Regions from separate parts of the Homo sapiens genome. Here region 2 is linked to region 1. A link is an interaction called in ENCODE POLR2A ChIA-PET data of the cell type or tissue named here. Cell type or tissue: PC-9. All regions are shown on one strand.

Evidence for each region. Peaks named below come from ENCODE experiments on the same cell type or tissue, not always from the same donor. Only the 100,000 strongest peaks of a DNase experiment are listed, where the experiment ranks them.
Region 2: POLR2A ChIA-PET joins it to region 1 with 6 read pairs; 4 of 35 experiments call an interaction of 5 or more read pairs at or near these places.

What each region holds. Positions count from the first base shown.
Region 1 is chr3:194,175,183-194,183,182 of GRCh38, reverse strand. No RefSeq gene overlaps it. Among named protein-coding and RNA genes, the nearest start is that of HES1, 43 kb to the right of the region's middle. RefSeq lists an enhancer at 6,879-7,792. In PC-9, no CTCF peak of the experiment used is centred here; a DNase peak (open chromatin) is centred at 4,342.
Region 2 is chr3:194,008,849-194,016,848 of GRCh38, reverse strand. It overlaps LINC02028 (long intergenic non-protein coding RNA 2028), which reads left to right. Exons shown (of 3, transcript NR_136179.1): 2 at 1,214-1,298. Among named protein-coding and RNA genes, the nearest start is that of LINC02026, 9.2 kb to the right of the region's middle. In PC-9, no CTCF peak of the experiment used is centred here; no DNase peak of the experiment used is centred here.

The DNA.
Region 1 (8,000 bases):
TGGAACTTAATGAGCATCTATAGAGCCAAGCTGTGGAGTTGTGAGGCTCGATGCAAACACCACCTCTGCACAGGAAACACCTCCTGTTCCTCTAGCTAGGGCACCTGTTGGGAGCATCAGCTGAGGGCAGGTATATCTCTTAGACTTATGCCTCTTTCCTCACTAAAAAAGAAAGAAAACAGGCCAGGCACTGTGGCTCACGCCTGTAATCTCAGCACTTTGGGAGGCCAAGGCGGGAGGATCACTTGAGGTCAGGAGTTTGAGACCAGCCTGACCAACACGGTAAAACATCATCTCTACGAAAAGCATAAAAATTTGCCCAGTGTGGTGGTGGGTGCCTGTAATCCCAGCTACTCGGGAGGCTGAGGCAGGACAATTGCTTGAACCCGGGAGGTGGAGGTTGCAGTGAGCTGAGATCGTGCCACCGCACTTCAGCCTGGGTGACAGAGCAAGACTGTCTCAAACAAACAAACAAACAAACAAAAAAGAAAGAAAACAGTTGTTGCTCAATCTGTGATCATTCTCTAGGTTTGTCGCTGTAGTCTGCAGTGGGGGAGGAGAACAGTTTTCGACTCTAAAATTCACATAGAATAGTTTGTTCATAATTTAAAAAAACAATGACTCTACTTAGTACTGTTTCCTGTTTCTTCTCTTCTTCCCTTCTCTTTTTTCTCTTCTTTTTTTCCTTTTCTTTCCTTTCTCCTTCTCAGCTTTTTTGTTTTTTCTCATCCTGCATGTTGTTGTTCTCCCCCTTCTTCTCACCAATATCATCATCATCATTTCCTAACTCCGCATCCTGACGCATGCGAGGAGGACGAGGAAGAGAAGGGGGGAGCAGGAGGAAGAAGAAGAGCAGGGGGAGGAGGAGGAAGGAAGAGCAGAAGGAGGAGGGAGAGGAGGAGGAAGAAGAAGAGCAGAAGTAGGAGGGGAAGTTGGTGAATTAATGAATACAAGAGTGTAATTATATGACTGTCACAGCTCAGGTTAGGCCCCTGGCTGGAGATCTGGGATGGTGTAATCCACGACTTACATTGCTTATGCAGTGGGCTCTTTCCCGGAATTCCCTCCTGCCACATTCCATTTGATGTGGGGAAGCTAAGTGAATATTACAGCGCATTTTGAGAAGACAGTGAATTAGGTGGTCTCAGTGTTGAGCGAAAATTCTCTTTTCCCTCTCTGATCACACAATCTCAGGAACTGTTTTTTATTCCTACACTAAATGGATCTCAGCTGCAGTTTAAGAGGCCTGAACATACCTGTAGCAGCTAAAAGAAAGCCCACCAACTTCTACCTCAAACCAATTCTTTATCCCAGTAACTTTTTTTAAGCACCACAATTTTGTAACCTGTTGGTCATCCTCCAGTGAGTGCCGTGCCGAGCCACTTTAGAGACTGAGGCCAAAAAGGAAAATGCCCAGTCACAGTTTCTGTCTTTATGTGAATTTTTAGTATTTCATACATCATAAATGTTTGGATTCCTTTTTATTTTAAAAAATATTGCATTGAAATATTATGTATCTTGATTACTGAGTTTTTCGACATCCCCTTAAATTTTGCACCCTGGTCTTGGCTTTGTTGAAACCCCTCTCAATACTCCCAATGCAGTTTAGGTGGTGACCAAGCCCTAAGCCCTGCCGATCGCACCCTGTGACTCTCTGCCCGTCTCCCTTTCTGGTCAGCACCATAGCAACCGCCTCCTAACTTGTCTTCCTGCTTCCATCCACTCTTATTCCCCATACATCCTTTTCCCCCAGTGAGTTAAGGGTGGCTTTCTAGAACATGGTCACCATACTGGCCAGCCAAACTGGGTGGCTCCCCCATCCCCGACCCATACCCATCCACTCTGCCCCTTCCGCCTTGGGGAGCAGCCTTGGAATCTGGGTGGGATTGACCTCATCAGCAGCTCTAGGGGAGGGCCCTGGGAGGTGTAAACCTCAGCAATGAGCTCAGGAGGGCTCCAATCCCACTGCGGCCCAGGATGTCTCTGAATAGCTGTAGGAGAGAAGATCTCTCCCGCTCACTCTGAGCTGGGCTGTGTGTGGATGACAGGCCTGGAACCACCATAGATGAGAGAGGTCAACAAAGGATGCAGGTGGCACACAGAGGAGAGGAGAGCTAAGAGAATAACCAACACAGCAGAGGACTGATGGAACGGAACCCGAAACCCCCTCTCTTCTGGACTTCTCCATTCACTAAGCCAGTGAATTGCTGGGTCACTGAAGGCTGTTGGTGCAGTCTTCCGTGGATAGACTATTATTTAACCAGCCTTCATTTTTGGGCTGTAAGCTTATTTCTGTTGTTGCTTCCTTATTTGTTATTAAACTGCTGCAATAAAAATTGTTGTACAGCTTTTGCATATGTAAATATTCGTAGAAAAACTGATGGGAAGTGGAATTCCTGGGCTGAAGGGTGTGCATAGTTTGAAAATTCATAGAAACTGCCAAATTATACTCTCAAAGGACAAACCACCACTAAGAGAGTTTGAGGGTGCTCAGCGGTGAGATAATACACATATCGGGCAATGTCTGCAGATCAGTGCAGAAGTTAGCCGTCAGCCTGAGGTGCTGAAGTAGGGTCCAAGGAGGTCCTGCTGGGCCATGTGTTAATTTTTTTTTTTTTTTTTGAGACGGAGTCTCGCTCTGTCACCCAGGCTGCAGTGCAGTGGCTAGATCTCGGCTCACTGCAAGCTCCGCCTCCCGGGTTCACGCCATTCTCCTGCCTCAGCCTCCTGAGTAGCTGGGACTACAGGCGCCTGCCACCACGCCTGGCTAATTTTTTGTATTTTTAGTAGAGACGGGGTTTCACCATGTTGGCCAGGATGGTCTCAATCTCCTGACCTTGTGATCCGCCTGCCTTGGCCTCCCAAAGTGCTGGGATTACAGGCGTGAGCCACCGCGTCCCGCCCCCAGGTGTTAGTCTTTAATAGCTGGTGGGTGAGGAGTCAGGGGTCCCAAGGGAGAGACCAAGGTGGCCAGGTCAGCAGGACGCACTGTGAGAGTTCAGGGCAGTAGCTGTTTACCAGCTGTCATGGAAGCACTTCAGTGCATTGATCTATTTTCTTCTTCCCACACCAGCAGAGGAATATGGTTCAAAATGATATGCAGCTTCCTATAGCTGTCTAGTAAGCTGTAAGTAAGTAAACAAGATTCCCTTTATTGTTCTTTTCCAAAATTCTCTTGGTTGTATTTTTAAATTTTCTCTCTCAGATAAAGTGTGTGCAAAGGCTTAGCTCTGGTTTCTAGATGGCTGGTCTCACTTTCTGCTGGAGAAGGAATATATCATTTCTTCCCGAGACAGCTCTTTGACCAGGTCTGCCAGCCATTCTTTAGGTTGTTTTTTTTCTCTTCTTCTTTTTTTTTTTTGGGGGGGGTGGGGGGGCTCTTGCTCTGTCACCCAGACTGGTATGCAGTGGCACGATCATAGCTCACTGCCTCGAACTCCTGGGGTCTATCAACCCTCTCTTTGGGACATTTTTCTAAATTAACTACTTAAACCCAAAATAAAGTGACTATGTGGAATAAAAGTCTGAGAGAATATGGCGCTAGGAGAAAATGATGGCTGGAAAGAGGAAACTCTCAACCTGCTGTATATTCCATTTTACAGAGGATCCAGCGATGTGAAGGGATGTGGGGAAGGGCATACTGAGCCTGGGTGGCAGATCGGGTGAAGGGATGTGGGGAAGGGCATACTGAGCCTGGGTGGCAGATCGGGTGAAGGGATATGGGGAAGGGCATACTGAGCCTGGGTGGCAGATCGGGAAACAAAGGTCAGGGCTGCCAACTACCCACCCAGAGCTGCTTCCCCCATGCTCGCCTGCTCCAGGCCAGGCAACCTCAGTGTTGCAGTTGCTTTTGTGGATGGATCCAGCCTTTGACATCTTTCAGGGCACACTTATGCCAACGATTTCCTATTTCCTGCCTGCTCGCAAAACTACTAAAGGGAGATGAAGTGGCGTTAGAAATGTGCGTGAATTTTTGCAGCCAGCGTCCTAAGCACTCCTGGAGGGGCTGTTCTTCTGAAGAGCATCCCCCTTCCCCTGCTGTATTTTCTTCATACCACATATCATCATCTGAAATATTATTTATTCATACCACATACCATCATCTGAAATATTATTTATTATGGTTATTTAATGTGCACCCCCTCCCCTGAGGAGTTCCGTTAGGGCAGGGACTTGGTTTTGTTTGTGACTGTATCCCTCCATGCCTGGAACAATGCCTGGCACACAGTAGCTTCTCCATGAATGTTTGCTGAGTGACTGGATGCATTGGATCCTCTCGTGGGTTTGTAGCCTGTTTCTCCAGGGAGATGAGGAAGTTGGCGCCACTGAATGCCAAAGCCTTTTTTGTAGGTGCCAATCAGGACAGAAATCAGGCGGGGGACAAATAGAGACCGAGAGTCTCAGAAGTCTTGGCACCAGGGCACAAGGACCTCAACCAAATTGCCTTCGAGAATGTAAACAATTCTTTTTATCATTCACTGGGTTTTTTGCCAAAACTTTCAAATGCTGAGGAGGCATGAAAAGTAGCAAGATTGTTTATGATCTTTGGTCTTTTTTTTTTTGCTTGTTTTTTTTAACCTTGAAGCTGAGTGAACAAAAACAACGAGGATCCACCTAGAAGGATGTTGAAAGTTGTATCTGGTAGCTTCAGCTAAGTTCATCAGGCCGTTTAGCAGTGAAAGAGAAAAGATATCATGGAGTGGGATCAAGTGTGGATTTACTGAGGGTTGACCAAGTTCAGGGGGTATCTGAAACACAGGGCTTGCCATCCTCTTCTCAGGACCAGGAAAAAGTCACTACAAATACCTCATCACTTCATGAATCCTTGGTCTCCTCATCTGTAAAATGGGGTGACAAAGACCTACTTTGCAGTGTTTGAGGATGAAAGGAGCTGGTGAGTTGAACGAATGTGCTCTGTAGATGGTCAGACGTGCAAATGCATTATTGTTTTCATTGTAAAAGGATTTGAATTTGAATTCTGCGTGGTCAAGGTGGCATATCTAAGTGGCAGAGTAATTGATTGAGATATTAATTTAGAATTCTATTGTTAGGTATTTGGGTTTCCTTGTCTCAGGATTCCTTGATAGGACGGAAAGCAGGAGTTCCTCAAAACCCTTCTCTCTTACATTCTGGCCTTGCTTTAGAGAAGATTATGCTAACCAGGAAAGGAGGCAGTGAGAGAGGCTGGGACACAGAAGGAGATTTGGGTGCAGGGAGGGAAAAGTGGGCTGGAGACGTCCTTCCAGACTTCAGAGAGGAACAGTGCGGGGATCCCAGGCCTTACTCTCTTCCCTCCCAGGGTTGCAGGGGTGGACGCAGAATCTGGGGAGGGAGAGGCTGCTGACCCTATCCTTGCAGAGGCCACAGCCCAGGAGCAGAGGAGCTGCTGGCCGGCAGAGGCCCTGGGGTATGGTGAGGAGGTCATTGTGCTGGTGGGGACTGAAAACCAGAGCCTCTCTTAAGGCTGCTCCACTTCCACACCTTGGTCCCTTCCACCGCACAATGTAGGTGATGCTGCTTCCAGGATGGGCCCTAGTCACTAATGACCGAATTAGTCAATTTCTTCACCCACCCAGTGAACTGGAGACTCCTCAGCAGAATTAATTTTTTTAAAGAAAAATCATGTGGCATTTCTTTCATGCCAAGTTTGTGAAATAAAGCCCATACCTGCTCCACACAGAACACACTATTTAATAAACGCCCTTGGGCAAAAGTGTCAGTAGCAATTCCTGGAAGAGACATGTCCTGAAAGAACTAGTAGAAACCAGGAAATCGCTGTCCTATTTTTGTCTCTGACACTAACAAGCTCTCTGTGACCTTAAGTAAGTCCCTTCCTCCATCTGTGCCTTCCATTTATTTATTGGTCGTATGAAGATATACTGGACTAAATTCCTGGTTCATGTTACTACACATTTAGAATGGATTTGGGAAACAGGAAATAGTTATGAAACCATATTCTCAACCAAGGATATGGTTTTAGACGCCGTTCCAGTCATGTTAATTTCCACCTCAAAAACAATGGATTTTTGATAAAGCAGAGTTTCTGCAACTGCAGAAGACAACTCGAATAAATGTGACACTATGATTGTCACCTGCTGAAGCAACACTTGTTCATGCACTCGTGGTCTCTGTTGGGATTTTGGTCTTGGTGGCAATACATACTTCTTGGGATTTTTATTTTAAAAAGAAAAGCGCCTTTGGAAAAAAAAAATCCTTCCATAAGGAGCTCATCTTTCACCAGGGCTGGAAGAGTGTAAACAGGACTGCGTGAGGTTCCGTGTTTATGTTTTCTCAATGACTTCCAGATCAAATTTGCTGTGTTTACAAGTTGGAGACACTTTTTCTAACTGCCGGCATTGCAACTCAAACGGGGGTCCGGCCGCCCAGCTGGGCTGGCTCTGCTTCGAGTTATCCCGCACCTCTGACAACAGCTCCACGGTGCCCCAGCAGGAAAAGCGCTTAGCTCAGCAGCCGCCTGCAGACACCGGCTTTTCATACTTAAATCAAAACAAGATGCCAGGTTATTATTATTATTATTTTAAACTTTAAGCCTTAGGTCCAGAGGTAGAACGTGGACTGCAGAGGTGATCTTTTCTTCCCCTTCATGCTTGACAATTGCTTTAATTTTTCCCTATGCTTCCAAGAGTTCTTACCTCATCCAGACCCCGTGAATCTCACTTTGAAGTTTCTCTTAATTCCTTTCAATCATGAGCCCTGTGAACCGCATGCCCAGAAGCCTCTGCCTGCCATGGATTTTGCAGGTCACCTGTTGAGGTACCCATTGGTGCTCCACAAAACTTGAAATACAAAGCTCTTGACTCTTTTCCCCCTTTTAAAACACATATCCCTTTATAAAACAGCCGTTTTACTTAAATCCCTTTGTGCTAGATGTTTTATGCGTCTAAGAGATGGTACTTTGACCATGAAGCTGTCATCCCAACCAGCTGTCAGCAATATCTTTTCTTTTCTTTTCTTTTCTTTTTTTTTTTTTTTGACACGGAGTCTTGCTCTGTCGCCCAGGCTGGAGTGCAGTGGCGCGATCTCGTCTCACTGCAAGCTCTGCCTCCCGGGTTCACGCCATTCTCCTGCCTCAGCCTCCCGAGTAGCTGGGACTACAGGCGCCCACCACCATGTCCGGCTAATTTTTGGTATTTTTAGTAGAGACGGGGTTTCATCGTGTTAGCCAGGATGGTCTCGATCTTCCGACCTCGTGACCCGCCTGCCTCGGCCTCCCAAAGTGCTGGGATTACAGGCGTGAGCCCCCGCGCCCGGCCCGTCAGCAATATCCTTGCAGCGTTTTCTGCGGTGGACGACGGAGTGCACGGGCTCGTTGCTCACTGTCTGCCGTGCTCCCAGGGAGCCCCCAGCATGGAGAGGAAGGAGTGTCCTTGGCTGCAGCAGCCTGAGTTCCCACCACCAGCGCTGACTGGCCCTGTGACCTTGGCTGAGTCTCCGGTTCTCTGAGGCCCAATTTTCTTCTCTGCCTTCTTGCCTCACAGGGATAAGTCGCGGTCCCATGCGACACAGCAGGGGTGAAAAGACTTTGTACCTGGTAAGGCCCCGTGGGAGGAAAAAGTTCCAAGATCATCAGGCTCAAGGTTCTTGAGAATGGGACCAATGGGGATCAGGGATGCCGTCTGCGGCTATGAAATCCCTGAAACGCGGGCATGAAGTGTTCGGTGTCTCTACAGCACCCCCTTTTTGTGGACTGTTATGACTGTGGCATGCTACTTTCCTCTCTGGGGCTCCAGGTGTCCCTCCGTCAACTGGGAGGGCTGCACTTGGCGGTGTTTAAGGAGCCTTCCAGCTCCAATGTGCTGTGATTCTGCTCCATGCTTCTCAGGCTGGGACATAGGGCAATGCGATGGGATCGGAGGGGAGAAAAAACGAATATTTAGAAACCTCAATTGAAGGGTTTTTTGGGGGGGGAAATAAACAAGCAAATGAAAACTTTATTACCAGGAAACTCAGATCTTAATCAATTTCAGGCTGGGTACGGT
Region 2 (8,000 bases), 170 kb after region 1:
CATGGTGTGGCAATGGGAACGTAGAATAGCTCATTCACAGTTCTTAAATGCTGATTACATATTGAAATGATGATATTTTGAATATATTGAGTTAAAATATATTTTAAAATTAAGTCTACTTGTTTTTAACGTGGCTATTAGAAAATTAAAAACCACTCAAGTGCCCCATATTTCTATTGGTGAGTTTCAGTCTCGGTTCCAAGCTCACATTGGAAGAGCCTTAGAACCCAGGTGACGAGGTTTGGTCAGAAGAGACAGACTTAGGCTTTCTTACTTCAACGGGACCATTGTTCACTTGCTGTGAGCGCAGGGCCTGTGATGATATCATGGACTTAATCATGCTTCTTATTTGACTTGGTTTAAAAAAACTCTGAAATCCTATGAATTGTTTGGATTTTAGCATCTTATTTTGAAAAGAATTCTTTCTGTTATGGGCTGAACTGTGTCCACTCAAAATTCATGTATGGAAGCCTTAACCCGCAGTGCCCCAAATGTGATTGTATTCAGAGATAAGGCCTTGAAAGCAGTGAATAAGTGAAAAATGAGGCCATTTAAGTGGGCCCTCGTCCAATCTGACTGGTGTTCTTCCTTATTTATTTATTTATTTGAGACACAGTCTCACTCTGTTGCCAGGCTGGAGTGCAGTGGCACGATCTCGGCTCACTGCCACCTCTGCCTCCCAGGTTCAAGCGATTCTCCTGCCTCAGCCTCCCCAGTAGCTGGGACTACAGGTATGTCCTTCCTTATGAGAAGAGGAAATTGGGCACAAAAAGAGATACCACGAATGTCATAGGGGAGAAAGATCATGTGAGGACACAGAAGAAGGCAGCTGGCCATCGCAAGTCAGGAGACCTCAGAGGAAACCAAGCCTGTTGACACCTGAATCTTGGACTTCCAGCCTCCAGGACTGAGAGAAAATTAATTTTTGTTGTTTAAGTCATCCAGTCTGTGGCTTTTTGTTATGGCAATGCTAACAAACTAATACACTAGCCTATTTCATGGTAGAACTGGAGAAAGCCTGGTGACAAGAGAACAATTTCTCCACGGCCAGAAATCTGGCTTCCTGGGTCCATCTGTCGGGACCTGAAAGAGAGCTATGAACTTTTTATCACGTTGCCTCTGCCTCAGATCAGTGTCTGTTTTCCAGTCCCATGTCCATATTGTATGCTCCTCTGTCTCCTCTTCTAGTAACAGTCTTTTTTTTCTCTGACAGATGATGAAGGTTTAAGAAGCAGCATCATCAGCGAACTGTGTTTTGAAGATTTGAGGGAAGGGCTGACCTCAGGATTTTATACTAGGTTTGTGTAAACACACAGGATTCTTTTTCTCTCTGTCCCAAATTTAATCATCGCACTCATTCAAATGAAATATGAAGTCATAAGTATTAAAATATGCATGAGATTTTGAACATGTGTATTGAGAGAAAGCATTTTGTTTTCTAGAAAACTCATTTCTGCTGGACAGTGGGGGTCACCAATACGTTGGAAGGGAGAGTGCTAAGCTAAATGTCCTCTAGGGTCTTTTTCTAGTTATAAGATGACCAAATCTATAATTCCTGGTTCAGAGTTTCACTCACCATCCATGGGAGCTATCTCAGGGATGGAGAAAGAGAATTCAGATCAGGTGAATCCCTGAGTGGTGAGCCTCAGCCACGGCTTCATCTTGACAGACATTTGCCCTCTAGAAACAGACTTAAGGTCAATCCCTTTGCCAAGAAGTCAAGAAACTGCCTTCTCAACGAGGCCAGTAAAATCGGCATAAAAGACCTCCAGAGACATCAAGTCTCCCTAGAGAGACTTTCTAAACTTTCTGAACATGTTGTCTATGTGCTGGCCTGAACCCAGAATGTACTGAAGGGAGAAAAAATACAAAAGACGATGATAGACCCAAGGATTATCTTCCTGGCATTCCCTAGAACAGCTGTCTGGCAAATGTTACACCACGTCTGAGATTATTTTAGAAACTTTGTCTTGAAGAAGAACAAGGAGAGAGAATACCAGACAGATTTGCCCTCATTTTTTGTCACAGAATAAGAATTTCAAGGACATTTTTACTTTCAGTGAGATCATCCTGGCAATGCTCTTTTCATTTTTTGAAACTTAAATCGTGTCACATCTAATAAATTTATAGCTGTGTGTGGTTACAGCAATGAGTTGGTACCAATGGCTATTTAGGTCTTCTCCTCCCTCTTCTTGTTTCTTTTCCTCATCATCATGAGAATTAGACTATTCCAAAGATGTTTGAAACAAGAAAATTTCACCAAGTTTCACTAGAAACCTGTCCTAAATGAAATGCCTATCTAGTGGTAAAATGACAAATGAAATTTGCTTTCCTAAATTTCTTTTTAGGCCTCATTTTCTGCCCACATGTCATATTTTCTGTGTTCAATGAAACAGATCATGCCAGAAATAGAGAAAACAAAATTACAGCAAGACAATGATCACAGTACAGTATCATAAAACTGAGTATAGGCCTGGGGTCTCTATCTGTGGGAATGAATGAGAGCTTGGCTTAGCATGACCCCCTCACCATGTTCTTGTTCATATCAGAATTCCAAGTGAAGGGGCCGCTTGTGAACATGCATCACTAATGTTAATGTAGCCTCTGAACTATGGATGCTTGTCTCACAGCCATCACCGGAAAATGCCACCTTAGTCATTCTATGTTTCTGTGTGTGCATATGTCTGTGTTGTGTGTGTGTGTGTGTGTGTGTGTGTGTGATAGAGTGAAACCCTCTGTGGAATGAGGTTTCCTTTTCAAGAGGTAGCTCTGGCCTGAGGAGCTGAGAAGAGTGTTCCATACTTGTCACGGATGAGGTAGTGTGGGGTTGCAGGGTGAGATGTGATGGGAGAAGGAACTATGGGATAGGGAAAGAATGTATCCAAAGGCCTGAGTTCTAAATTGGATTCGATTTTCTTTTTCCTAGTGAATCAATGTGAAAATGTTGGTTAGAGTCCCAGGCTAGCCCATAGACGCTTGTTGATGCATGATGTAGGGGATATACTATGCATTTTTTTCTATTATTGTTTTCATTTTGTGTATGTGGAAGGCTGTGTGTGTGTATGTGTGTGTGCACGCGCATGCATGCATGCGCATCCATGCTTGGTTACATTAGCTTGTGTATGTATTGGTTACATTATACACTAATTATGGGGAGCTTCTGTGGCTAATTGGGAAATCTAATCATAATTTGTAACATTATTTCCAATCTCTAAATGATACTTTAAAAAAGAACTTTTGGGGACAGACGCGGTGGCTTACATATAATCCAGCACTTTGGGAGGCCGAGGTGGGCAGATCACGAGGTCAGGAGATCGAGACCATCCTGGCTAACACAGTGAAACCCTGTCTCTACTAAAAATACAAAAAATTAGCTAGGTGTGGTGGCACACACCTGTGGTCCCAGTTACTCAGGAGGCTGATGCAGGAGAATCGCTTGAACCCGGGAGGCGGAGGTTGCAGTGAGCTGAGATTGTGCCACTGCACTCCAGCCTGGGCGACAGAGTGAGACTCCGTGTCAAAAAACAAAAAAAGAGAAAAGAAAAAAGAACTTTTGGAACATAGTGAGATTGTGAGTTGGAGACAGCCTGTTCTACTTGGAGAGGATGGAGGGTCATTGCAGCTTCCTGTGGAATGCTGCGGAAACGCTCCAAGCATCCCTAGGACATGGCATTTCTTTGAGAAAGGAGAGTTGAAATACAGATCCAAGTTAGGCACAGCACACAGAGAGAACTTGACGTCTGCAGACTTTACTCGTCTTTCACAAAGGAAATGGGGATGTGCTAACTGCCTGTCTCATCCAATTCACAATTTTCATTTTCTTTCTTGTCTGCCTTTCCCAGTTTATATTAAGTTTAATTATAGGCTCACTAGGTGTTATAGTTTTCCTAAGGTTTGTAAGAAAAACACACTTTCTGATCTCCCCAGGTGCATGAAGACAATGAAGAAGGGAGGGAAGGAGAGAGGGAGTGAGGGAGGGCAAGCCAGCTATTGGTAGACAGAAGAGTCATACACTGTAAAACATTTCATTGGAAATTCATAATTTAGCAGAAAAGCAGTAGACAGCAAGAAGAATATAACAGGAAGGTATATTGCTCTGTGTGGTGGTAAGCTGGTGCTGATTTTGTTTATCTTACATGCTGGGTGATAGCACATTCATTTCTGGTTGTTCTCCCTTTTAAGGAAACCAGCATTGACATTACAGATTTAGATTTTGTAGTTTTTTTTAAACACATTTATTAAAAGGTCCTTATGGATGGAAGCTATTTCAGAACTCTTCAGTGTTTTGTTTTTCAGAAAATTTTTTTCATTGAATGAGTCAGATGTAAAGGTAAAATGAAAGAGCTGCTGTTAACTAAAGGTTGACTGTAAACGACAATGAAGTCTCATAAATTTAAGCTACTGGGGATGTAGGACTGATTTGCACACATTCATTGCAAACAGGGCTTTCTAGAAGCACACCAAGCTGTCTCAACTGACAGCTTGTCCTTGGTTACTACCCTGTCCTTGAGGAAGGCAGCCTATTTCCTGGAAGAAGTGACAAAAATATATTTAATATCCCCCGCTTTCACTCGCGTCTGGGAATTTTCTTTAAGTTGTTTATTTTGAAATAATTACATGCTTACAGGAGAGCTGCAGAAATAGACAAAGAACTTTTTAACCTGAACCTAAACACTTGAGTGTGTAATTCCTACAAACAAGGACATTCTCCTACATAATTATAGTGCAATCATCAAAATAAAGAAATTCACATCAAAACATTTCTGCCATCTAATCCTCAGATGCCATTTAAGTTTTGACAATTATTCAAATAATATTTGTTCTAGCAAAAGGACCCAATCCTGGAACACCTGTTGCATGTAATTGTCATGTCTCTTTAGCTTCCTTCAGTCAGAAGAGTTCCTCGATCTTTCCTTGACTTTCATAACTGACACTTTTGATTGGATGTGCTGATTATTTCGTAGAATGTCTCTCAGTTTGGTTTTGTCGAATGTTTTCTCCTGATTAGATTGAGAGGTGTATTTTTGACAAGATATTTACATCTGATCAGGTGGTGCATGATTTCTACTTGACCCATTATTGGTGATGTTCACTGTAGGTTTTTTTTGGTTTTGCTTTTTTTTTTTTTTTTTTTGAGACTGGGTCCACTCTGTCACCTAGGCTAGAGTGCAGTGCCATGATCTCGGCTCCCTACAGCCTCGACCTCCCAGGCTCAGGTGATCCTCCTACCTCAGCCTCCCAAGTAGCTGGGGCTACAGGTACACGCCACCACACCTAGGTAACTTTTTGTATTTCTGTAGAGATGGGGCTTTGCCATATCACCCAGGCTGGTCTCAAACTCCTGGGCTCAAGTGCCCCACAAGTCTTGGCCTCCCAAAGTGCTGAAATTGCAGGCATGAGCCACCGCGCCCAGCCAATGTTCACTTTGATTATTCAGTTGAGGTGGTATTTGTCAGGACTATTCATTGTAAAATTACTCTTTTTCCCTTTGTCGTTAATAAGAATTTGGCTGGAGGTACTCTGAAAGTATGAAATTTCCCCATTTCTTAGTAAACATTCACCCACTAGTTCTAACATCTACTGATGTTTCTTGGCTGAATATCACTATGATGATTGCTAAATGGTGATTCTAATTCCATTATGTCTACTTTTACCAGTTGTCATTTTACTATAAAGACAGCTTTCTCTTCTTTCTGTGTATTTGTTTGTATCAGTGTGGATTTACAGATTTCTATTTTACTCAAAAGTTACAACTATTATCATTATTACTTATTTTGATAAATAAATTGTCCCAGGTTTGACCAGCAGGCGCCCTTTCAAGCCAGTTTCTATGTCTTTGTAACATGCTCTCACCATTCGTTGAGAGGCTGTGAGTCTTTGGAGTGGTAGTTCTGCCAAGCTCAACGAAAAGAGATCTCAGAGTCTAAAGACCTGGGTTGTGGTCTTCTTGGCTTCTTCCATTCCTAGTTGGGTATCACTGGGGGAGTGGTCCTTCTGTTCTAAGGTTTAAAATGGGGATAATCAGTCGCTACTGCCATCTAAAGTGGTTGCTGTGAAATTCATCCCAAAGGGAGAGATTTTAAGATAGCCAACTTCCCTTCCTAGAATCTTTCCAGAATTATTCTGTGCACTGATATTGCATGATGGCCCAATCAGCTGATGAGGTGCCGCTTGAAACATCTGTCTGCCTGTATTGTTTGTGGCCTGTGAGAGTTATTTGTTTCAATCAAATAAACATATGCTTAGCTTAAACGGCTTTTCCCTCTCATAGGTATTTGATGCAATGCAGACTGGAATCCTCCCCACAAGGATGCCCTGGCCTGAGTGGCACAGAGATCAATGCAGCAGTCATTTCCTGGGCGGGGAAAGCCCATCCACAGTGGCCCTGGAATGATGCTGGTCTTACCTTCTATTCCTAGGAAGGCCCTATCTCAAGTGGCTCTGGTCCATGCAAACAGATGGAAACGGGTGTGGGGAAGCACAGGCCTCCTACTCATGTTAAGAGAGCTGCTCAGAGGCAGGAATCCAGAACCAGGAATGTCCCCAGTGGCTGCCCAAGGTACAAGTGGCAGGCAGCGGGGAGAATGGCATGTGAAGTCATTTGTAACCTGGCCCCAGCTTGGTTTCCAAGTCTCAGAGGAGATTATGGATATGGTAGTGCCTGGCTCAGTGCTTAAAATCCATTCTCCTGCTATTTCCCTCACCTACACTCAGCCCCACAAGCCGAGATGTTTGCTGGACATTTCAGGCACTGCCACCCAGTTCTGTCTACCTTACCTGCTAACACCTGTTGACCATCCTTCATGTGAAGGCTTCCCCAAATACTTCCCAATCAAAACACTAAAAGGCAGACCTGAAATTAATAAAAATGTTAATTAAATCTGTACAACAGAAAGCATAATGCCAGTCTTTTTAATTATGAAATGTAGCATTCATATAAATTTCATTGCTTTTGAAAACAATCTATGGCTAGATTCTCCTGGGTTTGTATGATGATTACTGAAAACTGTAGAAAATCTAAAATCAAGCAAGTTGTTTATAGGCAATTACTTTCAGAAGCAAAAATTATAAAAGAACCATGAGATTTTTAAAGAGAAAAAATTACATTTGATATGAGATAATCATGCATTTTAAGATGTTTAAAATGACATGGAGTGGGGTCCCCAGACCAGGAGAGCTGAGGGCTTATGAAGGACCTAAGGGAGTGAGACCTGTTATGTAATAAGCCCCCATTCTGGGGGCAGCACCACAGAGGCGGGACCCCAGAAGTAGAAGAAGAGCCCTCCTGCACTGGGTGGTGAAGTTGGTATCAGCCCCTAGTTTGTGACCCTGGACAGATTTCTCTGCTCTCCAGCCCTCAGAGTCCTCAATAAAACAAAAACATATGCAAATATACAAAATTCCTTGCTCTCTTGTACCTCTGAAAACTCTCCCTGAAGAAGTTGAACTACCTGCTCTCTCTCTGTCCTGAAGACTCTAAAATTCTATATGTCGTCCCCTGAGCTTTGACTCCAGGAGCTGTTTATTTTGAGACTCACTTTCTGCATAGTCCATAATCACGGATTCAGCCTCTCTCACTGCTGCTGTCTCCCCTGGAGAGGAAGTGGAGCAGTCAGGTTTTGTGAGCTGGCATTCTCCCTCCCTTTGAACGTAATTGCGGCCCTGCCCTGGGGACTGGATAGAGAGAAAGGTAGGCTTTTTCCCCAGTCCATTAGTATACTGGTTTGTAGCTCTTGCCTTTAGGAAGTATATCAAAGAGAGGAAGAAATGAAGAAAAGTTATTTTGCAAAAGTGAAATTATTAGTTTTATATGGTCGCTGTAACAAATTACCACAAATTGAGTGGCTTAAAACAGCAGAATTTATTCTCTCACAGGTCTGGAGACCAGAAGTCTAAAATCAAGGTGTTAGCAAGGCTGCAGGCTCTCTCTCTCTCTCTTTTTTTTTTTTTTTGAGACAGAGTTTCACTCTTGTTGCCCAGGCTGCAGTGCAATGGCACGA